4 separate regions of the Homo sapiens genome follow, and regions 1, 3 and 4 are each linked to region 2. The links are chromatin contacts, found by Hi-C or POLR2A ChIA-PET in ENCODE. All regions are on one chromosome and are shown on one strand. The core of a region is the stretch at or near the end of the contact, and the rest is flanking DNA. Distances in the headings are between cores, read along the strand shown.

What was found. A loop is a pair of places that touch in the nucleus more often than their neighbours do. ChIA-PET counts read pairs that join two places held with the same protein, here RNA polymerase II (POLR2A). Pooled maps may share reads with other maps.
Region 1: a loop to region 2 is called in a pooled map, with 2.6 times the contacts of the local background. The contact joins two enhancer-like sites. A Hi-C loop is called at or near these places in 2 of 37 single-sample maps with no recorded cell type and 6 of 50 pooled maps. POLR2A ChIA-PET finds 5 or more read pairs at or near these places in 2 of 52 experiments (Caco-2 and activated CD4-positive, alpha-beta T cell).
Region 3: a pooled map shows a loop between it and region 2 (4-fold over the local background). The contact joins two enhancer-like sites. A Hi-C loop is called at or near these places in 20 of 168 maps with a recorded cell type or tissue (GM12878, IMR-90, K562 and 12 more), 5 of 37 single-sample maps with no recorded cell type and 24 of 50 pooled maps. POLR2A ChIA-PET finds 5 or more read pairs at or near these places in 6 of 52 experiments (GM12878, activated B cell, activated CD4-positive, alpha-beta T cell and 3 more).
Region 4: a pooled map shows a loop between it and region 2 (4-fold over the local background). The contact joins two enhancer-like sites. A Hi-C loop is called at or near these places in 20 of 168 maps with a recorded cell type or tissue (B cell, IMR-90, K562 and 12 more), 7 of 37 single-sample maps with no recorded cell type and 25 of 50 pooled maps. POLR2A ChIA-PET finds 5 or more read pairs at or near these places in 9 of 52 experiments (AG04450, HEK293, activated CD4-positive, alpha-beta T cell and 3 more).

The regions. Positions count from the first base shown.
Region 1 is chr16:11,327,165-11,330,694 of GRCh38, reverse strand. The region is part of intron 1 of LOC105371082 (a long non-coding RNA gene); the gene reads right to left. Among named protein-coding and RNA genes, the nearest start is that of RMI2, 17 kb to the left of the region's middle. RefSeq lists enhancers at 1,232-2,011, 2,070-2,119, 3,010-3,069, 3,130-3,199, 3,290-3,349. Within about 2 kb of position 2,039, at least 20 of the 41 ENCODE cell types and tissues checked have a DNase peak (open chromatin) inside an H3K27ac peak, as active enhancers do.
Region 2 is chr16:11,112,657-11,116,175 of GRCh38, reverse strand. All of the region lies in intron 19 of CLEC16A (C-type lectin domain containing 16A), which reads right to left. Among named protein-coding and RNA genes, the nearest start is that of SOCS1, 140 kb to the left of the region's middle. RefSeq lists an enhancer at 2,850-3,144 and a silencer at 2,850-3,144. Within about 2 kb of position 1,400, at least 4 of the 41 ENCODE cell types and tissues checked have a DNase peak (open chromatin) inside an H3K27ac peak, as active enhancers do; they include GM12878, where a contact is called at or near this core.
Region 3 is chr16:10,962,897-10,966,320 of GRCh38, reverse strand. The region is part of intron 3 of CLEC16A (C-type lectin domain containing 16A); the gene reads right to left. Among named protein-coding and RNA genes, the nearest start is that of CLEC16A, 20 kb to the right of the region's middle. RefSeq lists an enhancer at 725-804. Within about 2 kb of position 2,145, at least 8 of the 41 ENCODE cell types and tissues checked have a DNase peak (open chromatin) inside an H3K27ac peak, as active enhancers do; they include GM12878, where a contact is called at or near this core.
Region 4 is chr16:10,981,273-10,984,652 of GRCh38, reverse strand. It overlaps CLEC16A (C-type lectin domain containing 16A), which reads right to left. Exons shown (of 24, transcript NM_015226.3): 10 at 1,662-1,775. Among named protein-coding and RNA genes, the nearest start is that of CLEC16A, 38 kb to the right of the region's middle. RefSeq lists a silencer at 2,614-2,683. Within about 2 kb of position 2,037, at least 7 of the 41 ENCODE cell types and tissues checked have a DNase peak (open chromatin) inside an H3K27ac peak, as active enhancers do.

The DNA of each region.
Region 1 (3,530 bases), core at 790-3,289, 210 kb before region 2:
CTCTAGGGACAGAAAACAGACCAGTGATTGTCAGGGGCTGGGAGCAGGGGAGGGGATGATGACAAAAGGGTAGCAAGTGGGAATTTTTTGGAGGGATGAAATTATTTTGTGTACTGGTTGTGGTGGTGGTTAGATGACTCTCAGCTGTGTCAAAATTTAGAGAATGGGGGGCTGGGCGCAGTGGCTCACACCTGTAACCCCAGCACTTTGGGAGGCTGAGGTGGGTGGATCACTTGAGGTCAAGAGTTCGAGATTAGCCTGGCCAACATGGCAAAACCCTGTCTCTTCCAAAAAATACAAAACTTAGCCAGGCATGGTGGTGGACACATGTAGTCCCAGCTACTTAGGAGGCTAAGGTGGGAGAATCGCTTGAACCTGGGAGGCGGAGGTAGCAATGAGCTGAGATCATGCCACTACACTCCAGCCCGGTCAACAGAGTGAGTCTCTGCATTAAAAAAAAAAAAAAAAAAAAATATATATATATATATATATATACACACACACATATATATAGAATGGCACATACATACCCAGAACAGAATCCCAGCCCCGTGCAAATGACAACTTGTCACAGGTGGTGGCCCAGCTGGAAAATATTTGTTTCTTCTTCAGGGACTTCAGTCAAGAAAGCCCAGTAGTACCTAAGTTAACTACCAAGGAGAAGAGGGAGTAGAGAATGACTGCTTAATGGATACAGAGTTTCCTTTGGGAATGATGAAAATGTTTTCCAACTAAAGAGAGGTGGTAGTTGCACAACGCTGTAAATGTACTAAGCACCACTGAATTGTTCATTTCAAATTAGTTAATTTTATGTTACGTGAATTTCACTTCCATTTATTAAAAATAGGTTCCAGGCCAGGCTCACGCCTATAATCCCAACATTTTGGGAGGCCAAAGCGGGAGGATCGCTTGAGCCCAGGAGTTCAAGACCAGGCTGGGTAACAGGGAGACCCCCGTCTCTACAAAAAATTAAAAAATTAGCTGGGCATGGTGTTGTGTGCCTGTAGTCCCAGCTACTTGGGAGGCTGAGGTGGTAGGATCACTTGAGCCTAGGAAGTCGAGGCTGCAGTGAGCTGTGATCATGCCACTGCACTGCAGCTTGGATGACAGAGCAAGACCCTGTCTCTAAAAAAAATAAGTAAATAAAAAAGGTTCGACTCCCCCCTCAAAAATAGTATCCAGGGATAACTGTGCCCTAAATCTACCCCCAAGAAATTCAGGCCCTTTGAGAGGTTAAGTAACTTACTCAATGCCTCACAGCCAGGAAGAGGTTGACCCTGAAATCAGCCTGCCTCCAAAGCTCCAGTTCTTTCTACTGGAGACGGGAGAAAATGGGTTAAATATCACTCATCCCTTTCTCTCCAGGGAATTCCTCAGGAATTCCTTTCCCCTGGAGCAGTGTGACTTTATTTACATAAAAACTCTTCCAGGGACAGAAACAAGAAATGCAGACCAGTACCAGTATATTGTTGTACCTGTAACAGACCCTTTTTCTCAAAATAACCGCAATTCTGTGAAAGTGGAAGTGTTCTAGAAAATCGAGACAGAGCATCACTCCACGTGTTTGCACAGAAAGAAACAAACCTTCTGAGCAGTGCGCTGAATCCAAACGCCTGATTTCACAGGGAAGGAAGGAAAAGCGGGGTACATGAGACGTTGAAATGCACCCCCCAGGGCAGTAGGGGCATTTTTTTGAGTGAGTTTGGGATGGGGTTAGGTGGGAGGCAGGGGGATGGACAAAATGAACACCTGCCAAAGCCCCAAAGCAGTTTCTCCAACCCAGAATGCCCTGACCACCAGTGAGGGGTAGTTTCCCAACTGTCCTGGTATGAGGTTTTCTGGGGGGCCTGACCTTCATTCGAAGTTCAATGAAGCACACAGCGCCCCTGCATCAGAGATTGCTTCTGAGGGACTCAAACCTCAGCCTTGCAAAACAGCGACACTTGAGTGAACCCAGCTGGAGACAAAGGAAGTGTGAGTCAGCCCAAGAATTTCTTTTAAAAGGCCGAGTGAAGGAGGCCACAGCTGCTGAACTGGAAGACAGAATTTGCATGAGCCTGGGGCTAGGCTCTGGGCACCAACCTCCGGATGTCCTCAGGGATCTGTGAGCAGAGAGGCCTGGCTGCAAAGGGTCTGGAGGACGGCCCTTCTGCTAAGGTGTCCGCTCCCAAGGCAGAGGGCTTGGGGGAGCTGGAGGAGGCTGGGTTCCAGGAGGGGTGGCCAGGTAAGTCCTTGGGCCAGTAGGGAAGAAGTCCAACTGTGTACAAACGTTACCTCTGAGCCACACCACTACCCTGCCAGGAGGTTTGATGTGGTCCCATTTTACAGAGGGGAAGACTGAGTCTGATTTCTTCACTCAACAAGTGCTCACTGAATGCCTGGGATGCAGCGGTGAACAAAACCAACAAAAGACCCTGCTTTTATGGAGTTTATAATCTGGTGAAGGATGGGGAGAGAGCAAGAGACAATTTCGGGTGCTAAGCACATGCAGATGAAGAAAATAAACCAGGAGGGGTGGGGAGAGGGGCTTATCTGCACAGGCTCCCTCAGCTGAGACCTGAATGACAGAAGGGGCTGGTGGGCTGGGGAAGGGCCACTCCCACCAGAGGGAATGGCGAATGCTAAGGCCCTGCAGCGGGAGCGACCCTGTGTGTATGAGGAACAGAAAGGCCAGTATGGGTGCGCAGTGATGGGGGAGCAGTCAGTGATGCAGTCAAGAGGTCGGTGAGGCAAGATCAGGTAGAGACTCACAGGCCACTTAAAGGAATTTGGATTTTGCTTTAAATGTACCAGGAATGCGCATTTTTGAGGGGAGGGGTGGGGAGAGACAGAGAGAGGAGGCTGGGCACAGTGGCTCACATCTGTAATCTCAGCACTTTAGGATGCCAAAGTGGGAGGATCACTTGAGGTCAGGAAACCAGCCTGGCCAACATGTCAAAACCCCGTCTCTACCAAAAATACAAAAATTAGCCGGGCGTGGTAGTGGGTGGCCTATAAACCCATCTACTTGAGAGGCTGGGGCAGGAGAATCACTTGAGCCCGGGAGGTGGTTGCACTCCAGCCTGCGCAACAGAGGGAGATTCCATCTCAAAAAAAAAAAAAGAGAGAGAGAAAGAGAAAGAGAGAGACATGACCTGATTTTCGTTTTCAGTAGACGCCCCTGGCCGCCGCGTGGAGACTGGGCTGTGGGGGCAGAGGAGTGGAGAGACTAGCCAGGAGGCTGCAGCTGCGGTTTCACTCTACTCCCCACGGCCCGATGAGGGGAGACAAAGACAGAACTCAAGGATGGACTTGGTTTGGGACTTGAGCGACTGGGTCCATGCAGGTGTCCTTGCCTGAGGCAAGGATGGTTTGAGCCAGGGCACCCAGCCGGAGCTGGCTAGACTCCCTTTCTCCCGTGCCGCCCACCCCACAGAAGGCCCGGAGCGTTCATGCTGGCATTCAGGGACCTCCACACCCCTCCCTCCTCTTGCCTCTCCATTTTGACCTCACGCTGCTCCCCATGGCCACAGAGCTCTTGTCTCTCTCTC
Region 2 (3,519 bases), core at 151-2,650:
TCAAGTGATCCGCCTGCCTTGACCTCCCAAAGTGCTGGGATTAGAGGCATGAGCTACCACATCTGGCCCAGTTGTGCTTTCTTATTATCTACAGCAAGAACCTTCTTTCCTTTCCCAACAGTCCAGCCGGGTATTTGAAAATATTTTTTAAAAAACATATTTTAGGGCTGGGCACGGTGGCTCATGCCTGTAATCTCAGCACTATGGGAGGCCAAGGTGGGAGGATTGCTTGAGCCCAAGAGTTCATCCTGGGCAACATAGTGAGACCTTGTCTTTAAAAAAATTTATAATATATATGTTTTAATATATTATGAAATATATTATATTAACATAAAATGTACAATAGTATGTTTATCTTATGATGAATTTTTAGTTCCATACTGGATGATTCTCTAGATGACTAGTCTTCTACATTATTAAAAAAGGAAGTCATCATATTCATTCTTATAAACATTTTCTTTGTGGTAGGTAGGGTTTGTTTTCTTTACTCAATACTTAAAACAGGCCGGGCGTGGTGGCTCATGCCTATAATCCCAACACTTTTGAAGACTGAGATGGGTGGATCGCTTGAGCCCAGGAGTTCCACACCGGCCTGTGCAACATGGCAAAACCTCACCTCTACTAAAAGTAGAAAAATCAACTGGCTGTAGTGGCATGTGCCTGTAGTCCCAGCTACTCAGGAGGCTGAGGCAGGAGGATCACTTGAGCCCAGGGAGGTTGAGGCTATAGAGAGCCGTGATCACACCACTGAACTCCGGTCTGGGTGACAGAGTGATGAGCCCTGTCTCAAAACAAACAAACAAAACTTAAAGCATTTTCTCAGTGGGAATCTTTTAAAAAATACTCTTTAAAAATAGAACAAAAACAATAAACATGTTCTTTCCTTTCTTTCTCTTTCTATCCTCCTTCCCCCTCCTCTCCTTTCCCTTTCCTCACTCTACACAGGACAACTTGACTACCTTCTGTTTTCACATTCACAAAAGAAGTTCATCTGAGAGTTTGATCTGGGAAAACGGACACAGTCATACACGTCAGTGTCAATGGGGTTTGTCCCAGGCAGTGCGACTCCCTCATAGAGCCTGGCTGCCTGAGGGGCTTCAGCGGAAGAAAGACCTGCCACCTCCACCACAAAGAACAAAAAAGGAAGGATAAAACCCCAGAACGGAACAGCTTTCAGAAATGTAATTGAGACATCAAAGCCCTGTGAGAACACAGTGAGAGATTTCATAAGAAAACTAAAATGCGGCCACACCAGTGAGACAGGAAGGATCCCAGGGAGGGAGCTCTCGCTTTTCAGAGGCTGTGGGGCAGTTAAGGAGAAATGAAGCGGCTTCTACAGATTACAAGCAAATGCTATCCGCAAGGGAGATCAAGGAATTGCGGGTTTTGGGTGACTCCTTTGTGGGTCCCGCCAGTATCATTTTAGGGAACTCCTGTACCCTGCCCCAGTCCTCGGCTGCTCCACACCCTGGCTGTGGAGCCCTGGGGGACACAGGCTAGTCACCTTGGGACTGCCATGGGGTCTTGGGTTGAGGAGAAATCCAGGAGAGAAATGCTGAATGGAATCCAACTCGGCCCACCCTCTAAAGCCTCTGCCTGCAGGCTTCATGCATGCATTTGGGAGCCAGCAGGAGTATGCTGAGTGCTAAGGTACCATGGGAAGGACTTGGTGGCAGACGGCTCTGTCGTGGTATGTGGCAGCCTCCCTGCCTGACACTCAGGAGTGGCCATGGCAAGGAGAGGCCAGTGCAGCTGACAGGTGACATGAGACTGCCTGGTCATCCATCCACCATCCCCAGATCTCACTGCCCATCGAATCTCCAATTCTACAGGGGTGGGGCTTAGGATTCTATTAAGAAAATTATCAGAAGACAATGATCAGATCAATTATCCCTATGATTTAAGAGGCCAAAGATACAGTAGTAAACGTGAAGGATTTGCATAGGCCATTCACAGATGAGGGGAAGGGGGCAGCCAGGAATGGGGATTGCCAATAAACACACACACACACACACACACACACACACACACACACACACACACACACGGCCATCCTCATGGGAAATCAGGAAACAACTCAAAATACCATCTTCTGCCCATAGGATTGGCAAGAATAAACATGTCTGATAACATCAGGTATAATGAGGATGCAGAGAAACTGGCATTTCTCAAAAGCTGCTAGTGGGAGAATAAATTAGCATAGCCGTTTTGAAGGACAAATTAGCATTATTTATTAAAACCGAAAGTTTCACATTCTATGACCTAGCAATTGGTATGTTCCCAAGAAAAACACTCACACGCGTGGGCTAAAAGACTGTGAAGAGTCAATTTTCCAGCAAGAAGGGAAAGCCTAACTAAAATGTGTTTATTCCTTCTGTGTAACACCAAGGAGCAATGACATGGAATGAATTCGCCTTCCAGAGAGTTCAAGAGAGCCAAGTCTCAAGAACATACGATGAGTAGAAAAAGAAGCTCCAAGGTGATTTTAGTTTCTTTTTCTTTCTGTTTTTTTTCTTTGAGACAGGGTCTCACTCTGTCACCCAGGCTGGAGTACAGGGGAGCGATCATGGCTTACTGCAGCCTCGGCCTCACAGGCTCGAGTGATCCTCTCACCTCAGGCTCCCAAGTTACTGGGACTAAAGGCATGCACCATCCATGCCCAGCTAATTCTTTATTTTTTGTAGAGATGGGGTTGTGCCATGTTGCCCAGGCTGGACTCGAACTGCTGGCTCAAGGGATCCTCCCACCTCAGCCTCCCAAAGTGCTGGAATTACAGGCCGATTTTAGTTTCTACACACTGCTCTGATTTTCTAAAGGGAAAATAGGTATGTTATTTGCACACTTAAAATTGAATAAAGAAATAAGTGAGTCTCTTTCCACAGCTTTACACAAAGGGACTCAGGTCTTTATGAGGCCCAGCCAGGGTTGGGGAGCAGCACTAGGCCAAGCTGCTGGCCAGCCGGGCTCTGCCTGATCATGCAGATGATAGACAATCACTGAGAACCAGGTGATGGCGTGAAGCCAAGAGCTCTCTGACAGCACCCTTGGGACATAGCTGTGGATGTTTCCAAGTGTGAGTTCTTCTCACAGTCACACCTGTGAGTTCAAGAGCTCTGGTGTCCAGTTCAGCTCACATGTGCACGTGCACAGTCTGGTGCCTACTGGGGCCAGGCTCTGTACTAGGCACTAAGTACCTATACTGAGAATGAGGCTTGGCCCCCACCAAGAGGAGTTCAGGGCCCAGGTGGAAGGCTAAGGACCATGAAAGGCTGTGCAGACCAAGCCTCCATTCTGGGGAGGAACCAGGCCCCACAGGCAAAAGGTAGGATGGCAGATGTCTCCATCTTACCCAGGACCCTGAAGGTATGGCATGCCTCCTAGCGGAACCTTGTTCCAAGGAAAGGTGACATAGCCCTCCTACTCCCAGGCACTACCTTTTATTTTTCTTTGGGGAGGGGAGAAAATTTGCTGCATGTCATATGTATGTGTGTGTGTATGTATGTATGTATGTATTGACTG
Region 3 (3,424 bases), core at 896-3,395, 150 kb after region 2:
AGTACGCACACTTCCTATGTCTGGCCTCTTTCGCTTATTACCACATCTGAGGGCTTTCCAGGTTGCTGTGTATGCAATGGTAGTAGTTCATTCCTTCTTTCCTTTTCCTTTTTCTTTTCTTTTTTGCTATATAGTAGTACATTCTCTGAATAGTCCACAGTTTATTTATCCACCTGGAGTCTAACATGGGTATCGTGTCACCCAGGTGATTCTGATACCCAGAGCACTTCTTTTTCTTTCTGTGTCATTCTGGCTCTTGCTGGGGGAGAAGTAGGGAGGGGTAATGGGCTGGCAGGATAAGGAGCTGTTGGGGTGTCTTACTGAGCCCTGCTGTGACTGGCTAGTGGCTTCCAGACCACCAGCAGCACAGACACCATACTGGGAGCTTCAGATGTGCAACTGTGAGTCTCTCAGCTGTACCCTGGAGCTGGAACAGCGACAGGCTCCCTCCACTCCCCAGCAGGGACTTTTCCAGGGCCTCCAAGAGATGACTCTGTGGGTGGTGGGGGGCCACCATAGGACAGTTGGAGGTGCCTCTATTATCAGGCTGGGATTTTTCTACTACCCCCTCACTGTGTGGCTGACTTTCTGTGGTATCCTTTTCTAATAAACCCGGGAGCCTGTACGTAATCTCAGTCTCTCGGGACTCTGTCACTTAGGTCACTAACCCCAACAGGCAACAGGTGCATTTGTGAAATGGTAGCTTGTAATAGTGAAAAGCTGGAAACCACCTAAATGCCCGTGGTCAGGTTAAATAGATTATAGCACAACAAGCTGCCACTCCTAAACCAAACCAGGCAGGGTTACAGAACGGGACAATGAGATCTAGGATACACTGGGAAGGTGGGAAAAAGAAAAGCAAACAGCAGAATGGCTGGTGCACAATGGATCGTTAGGGTTGAATTCTGCAGAAACTTGACTTTACATTTTTCTAACATTTGGCTTTTCGTTATTTAACAATGAGGACATTTTTTCTTCTGTGATTAGAAAACAAAAATAAAAGCAAAGGTCTTCTATCCTCCTCACCCCTTACAAATCCAAGTTCTGTAAACGTGCAATGATTTCTACCCTTTTTGCAGGGCTTATAAAAGCACTGTGGTGAAGGGGCTATAAAGCCAGGGGCATCTGCCTGGGTTTCCCACAGCAGGGCACCCTTTTCGGTGCCAGGACAAGAAAAGCCACGCATACTGCATGATCTCAATTACAGGGAGAATCTAAGACAGTCAAATTCATAGAAGCAGAGAGTCAAAGGGTGGTTACCAGGGACTGGGGAGGAGGGAAATGGGGAGACGCTGATCAAAGGGTACGACGCACGATGAGTAAGTTCCGGAGCTCTCATGTACAGCACAGTGACTACAGGTCATCCTACTGTGTTACAGACTTGAAATCTGCTAACAGATCTACTGCATATTTTCATCACCCAAGGTGCACACACAACCCCCACCCACACACACGCACAAAAGTGAGGTGATGGATATGTTAATTCACTTGATTGCCGTGATTATTTCACAATGTACACATTTTTTTGTGTATATGTATATATTAAATCAAGTTGTACACATTAAATATATACAATTTTTAAAAGCCACATAATTCAGAGAAACACTCTAAAAGCCGTAAGTTTTGATCGCCCCACCCCCATCTCAATCCAGTCACCCCGTGCCTAGCTGGACTTTGAGAGGCTTCCCAGGGCAGGGACACTGAGGGTGATGTTGCCTTAAAGGATAAAACCGACACCATGGCCATGTCCTATCTGCCAGACCCTGTGCCTCGCTCTGAACACCTGCTCTCACGCTCACGCCCAGCCACTCTATGCTGCAGCCACTGTGCTCTCCTCTTGACAGATGCACAAACAGCAGCTCGGAGCCTTCACTGTCCAGGCACGTGCAGGGAGCCAGTGTGGGGCAGAACTGGGCCTGGGACCTGGTTCAGTCTGAGTCAAGGGCCTGTGCCACTGAGCTGGATCTTCCCCTCAGAGCTTTTAGAAACCGCAGTCATTTCACATCCAGTGAAACAGGCGCTGGTAACAAGGGAAACCATTTAGGGAGACAGGAGTCGGCCCACATTTGTCAACTTGCGGTCACCGGGAAGCATAAGGCGTCTCTGAGGCAGCAGCACCACCTAGCGGCGGCTGCGAGAGCCATCACTCAGCAGCCCTTTCACCTCTCCCTCTTGGCCAGAGGAATGCCACCATCTCTACCTCTTTCTGCCCACTGCAGACTTTTTTCAGACCTGTCCTGGGGACTTAGAGCCTGCCTCTGATATAGACATTTGGCCACTTGTCCCCCACTTCTGGCGGGCAGGGCCCGGGCTTGGTGAAGTCACCTTGGAATAACAAAGCTAGCAGTCTAGCGTGGAGGATTAGGAACCAAACCAGGGTTTCTCAGCCTCGGCACTGGGGACAATTTGGGCTGGGTAATTCCCTGTTGTGGGGGGCCTGTCCTTAGCAGCACCCCTACCCTCTACCCACTAGATGTCAGCAGCACCCCCAAGAATGTTTTTAGATGATGCCAAATGTCCCCTCACTGAAGACCACTGAGCTAATCGCCTGGGATGAAACCCCTTCTCTATTCTGGCTTTGCTAGAGCTGGCGCCTGGGTGTTAAAATGAAAGCACTGATGGCACCTGCCTCTCAGGGGTGGTTATTACGGATGACGAAACTGAGGCTTAGTGAGGGCAGGTAAGAAGTTCGGAGTCACACACTCACTAGCTGGGTGGAGGGACTGAAGCAGGAGGGTTGGTACCAATGCACACACCCTTGCCTGCCCTCTGGCAGAGATCTTCCTTGTCTTACTTCTTCCAGTGCTTATTCCATTGGCTGATGATTCAGCGACCCCAACTCTTTAATAGCAAGTCATAAAGAAGAACTGCAAACACCCCCAGCATCATCAGCAGAGGGGAACCCTCTGATAGTACCCACCACACAGAAACAAACACAGGCTTAGGGACTGAACTATGTCTCCCTCAGGTTCCTACATTGAAGCTCTAACCCCCATTGTGGCTGTATTTGAAGACAGGGCCTTTGGCGAGGTAATTAAGGTTAATGAGGTCATAAGGGTGGGGGTTCTCATCCAATAGGACTGGCGTCCCCATAGAAGGAGGAAGAGACACCAGCTAGCACTCTCTCAATTTCTCTCCACTCACACACAGATGAAAGGCCATGCACAGCAAGAGGGTGGCCGTCTGCAAGCCAGGAAGAGAGCCCTCACTAGAAACCAACCCTGCTGGCAACTTGATCTTGAACTTTTTTTTTTGTTGTTGTTGGAGACAAGGTCTTGCTCTGTCACCCAGGCTGGAGTGCAGTGGCACAATCACGGCTCACTGCAACCTCGACTTCCTTGACAAACAATCTTCCTGCCTCAGCCTCCTGAGTAGCTGGGACTACATGTGCACACCACCACACCCAGCTAATTTTTGTGGTTTT
Region 4 (3,380 bases), core at 788-3,287, 130 kb after region 2:
TCATGAGATGGACCACTAGGAAAATCTTTAACACATCACCCCTGTCACCTCTAGGCCAAAGCCTCTCACCAAACACTTCTTCCCTTTAGAGCGCTTATAAGAGTTAAGACAGTGAGTTATTTGCATATCTGATCCATGTCCACCTCTCTACTGTACTGTAAAGCTCGAATACGGCACAGACTCTTTATGACATTGTGTATCCCCAGAACTAGCATGATACTTGGCCCAAAGAAAGAGCTCCATCAACACTGCTGAATGAATCAAGAAAGGGATAGGCCAGACAGGGGCCATGAAAAGGCCCCAATCAATTCACTAATGCCACCACCACTAACAAGGACAGAGTTTCTGGGAAGCTTTTCAGAGGCGCTAATGCTCCCCTGAATAACAAAATGACCTGGCCAGACCATCATACACCAAAACCAGTGGAAGGGCAGGGGCCTCTTGTAATTGTACTCCATGCAGTGGTGGCCTTTCATCCACAGGGTCACATTCCACCCATTCATGTAGGTGGGGCAGCAAATCTACTACCCCAGGGCGAGCTGGCCCTTTTACCAGCCTGGCCACTGCCTGAGCACCTGGCTGCAGAGAGGAAACCTTTATGAAACAGCCCTTGTATAAAACGCACTATGCTCATCTCACTTACCCACTCTAAGCTCCTTATGGCAGGGATCTCACCTGTCACTGAATCAGCTGCAGCCTGGGCTCCGCATAAGTGAGATGAGCATTTGTGCAGCCCAGACTGCAGCTGATTCAGTGACAGGTGAGATCCCTGCCATAAGGAGCTTAGAGTGGGTAAGACCTTTGAAAAGAGGGAACCAGGTGCATCAGGAACCAGGCTGTAGGTACGGTAAAGGCGCAGGTTCAAAGGCACAAATGCTGGACATGCTGGGGGAAAAGCAAGTCAGACCAGGATTAAGGCAGCTGGAGCTCAGGACATGTGAGCAGGATCTGAGAGATGACAGCAGAGATATACAGAGGACAAGATGGAAAAGCTTCAAGAGAAGTCACAACACTGGCCATCAGGTGTTTTCCCTCAGCAGTGTACCAAATGGAACGCCAAAGCTCCTTCCTGCAGACCACAAACATGCTACTTAGTCCAAAGCTTGATGATCATTTAAAACTAGAGATTACACGTAACAATGCGTTTTTCCCGCTTCTCTAGAAACATGAAAAAACCTAGTAATCCTACATCCATATTCCTGCAGAACAGCAGCAGCCTGGGGTAGAACAGGAGCTGCTCGCCAAGGTGGCATACACTCTCCAATTTGCCACACCCCTCGCCACTCTCTACTGCCCTCACCTGGGGCCTGAGTCATTCATGGATGTTCATCGCCCAACTTCTGTAGACATTAGTTCCTCTGATAAGGCATTTTCTCACTGTGTCCCGATAACAGTGTCTCACAGATATGCAACCTAAGGCCCGGAGTGGTACAATTCCATGTTTAAGAACACACAATCAATCAAATCCAGGTGGTCCCTGATCCCAGCTTCTCTTGGGTATGCAATCAAGACTCTGATTAGGTTCACTGAATCCCGGACCAGCTTATGCATCATCACTGCTATATATTCAGAATGTTAGTTTCTGATTTTAGAGAAACACACAGATTAGCAAAATGAGCAATGGTTTCCTGTTAAGGTCAGTCCCGAAGCTAATGACTTACAGAACTTCTCTGAATATCCTGTTCAGTCTTAGCGTACATCTCAGACAGATCACCATTCAGAATGACTTCAGCTAACGAGTTCACCAGCGGTGCATGATGTATAATTAAGAAGACCTGGCGGAAAAAAAAGAAACGGGATTTGCATGAAAGTGTGCGGTATTTTCAACCTCTTGCTTCCTGGATCAGAAGCGACCAGGCTGGGCTACCTAAGTCCTGTATTAAGCAGCAATTCCTACGATGCAAAATTCAAAGAATGAGCCACAGGAAGCAGGACTCGGTTCCACTCTTGTAAGGTCAGTCTCTCCTTCAGACTGTTGCCTATTTGGCTGGCTGCTCTTCCTCGGAAGGAAGTGCATTAATGCGAGACTGTCCCTCATGGCTGGGTGAAGCCAAATCCGGCTGAAGTGGAGCAATGCGGGAAAGAACAGCCAAACCAGCACACTCCTTCCTTTCCATGGGCATTTTAGTGTCAAATTTGGTTATGAGAAGACTAGAAGGCACTGTCCCAATACTTTAGTGATACAAGAAGAAGGGGCCGGAGAGTTTTGTTCCAATCAAGGACTTGGCAGAGGGTTGGCTACACAGAGATTCCATCACGGGAGGGAGCTCTGACCCTGTGGTGGGTTTTAGCACACGGGGATTCCACAGCATCGTCAGGAGGTATGTGAACTACGGGGCTGAAAATCACACGAGACAGAGGCAAACCCAGGTGGGCCAGGATGCAAAATCAGAGGGCTGCCTCTGGGCTAAGCTGGCCCTGCTCCCACACCTGTTGCCCAATGTTCAGAGGACCAGCTTTAAGAATCAGGGTATTCAAAACTGTCTTGCAAAGCTGGCCTAGACATGCCTGCTATTTTGTTTTAAAATGTAAAGGCAAGAGGGTGTAGCACAGGGTGTGGCTTATCTACCATTTGCATAGAAAAGCGTGTGCATGTTTGTATTTGCTTATTTACATATGCATAGGCCAGGGTTTCTCAATCTTGGCACTGCTGACAATTTGGGCTATAACTGAGTATGGAGGGAGGCTGTCCCAGACACTGCAGGCTGGTGAGCAGCATCCCTGACCTCCACCCACTAGATGTCAGTAGCACCCCAGCCTCGGTCATGACAACTGAATGCATCTCCCCAGACACTGCCAGGTATCCCCTGAGGGGCAAAATTGCCCCTAGTTAAGAACCCCTGACAGATGTCTCTGTTAGGACATACGAGAACCCTGTAACCCTAATTGTCTCTGGGGATAGAAGTCAGGAGCCTGAACAAAACTAGAACAGAAACCCGGTTTTTACATGTTTGAACTTTTTAACTTTAAAAAACGTTGTTTAAAAAAAATTATTTTTTAAAAAGTGAAGGCAAAAATCAACACAGGCTGCCTCTGGGGAGTGCAGTTGGGTGCTCAGGGTATAGAGTGAGAGAGACTTTTCACATGCCATGTTTTGTACTGTTTGAACAAGGGGAATATATTATTCTAACAAATACATAGAATTCAAATTAGATAAAAGGTACAGGCAGAATGGCCATGTGGCACCTCCCTATAAAAAATTGCATCTTTTAAAAAAATACTGGGAACCTTTTCTATCACAGAGACCACATAGTATGATTCAATGAGTTAACCCACGTCCAAGGCTTGGCAGGCCCTTAAATGTTAGCAATGATGATTTTTCTCACCTTCCTTATGGCCGAATTACTGCCACACATCACTCTACCAACAACACAAAACAC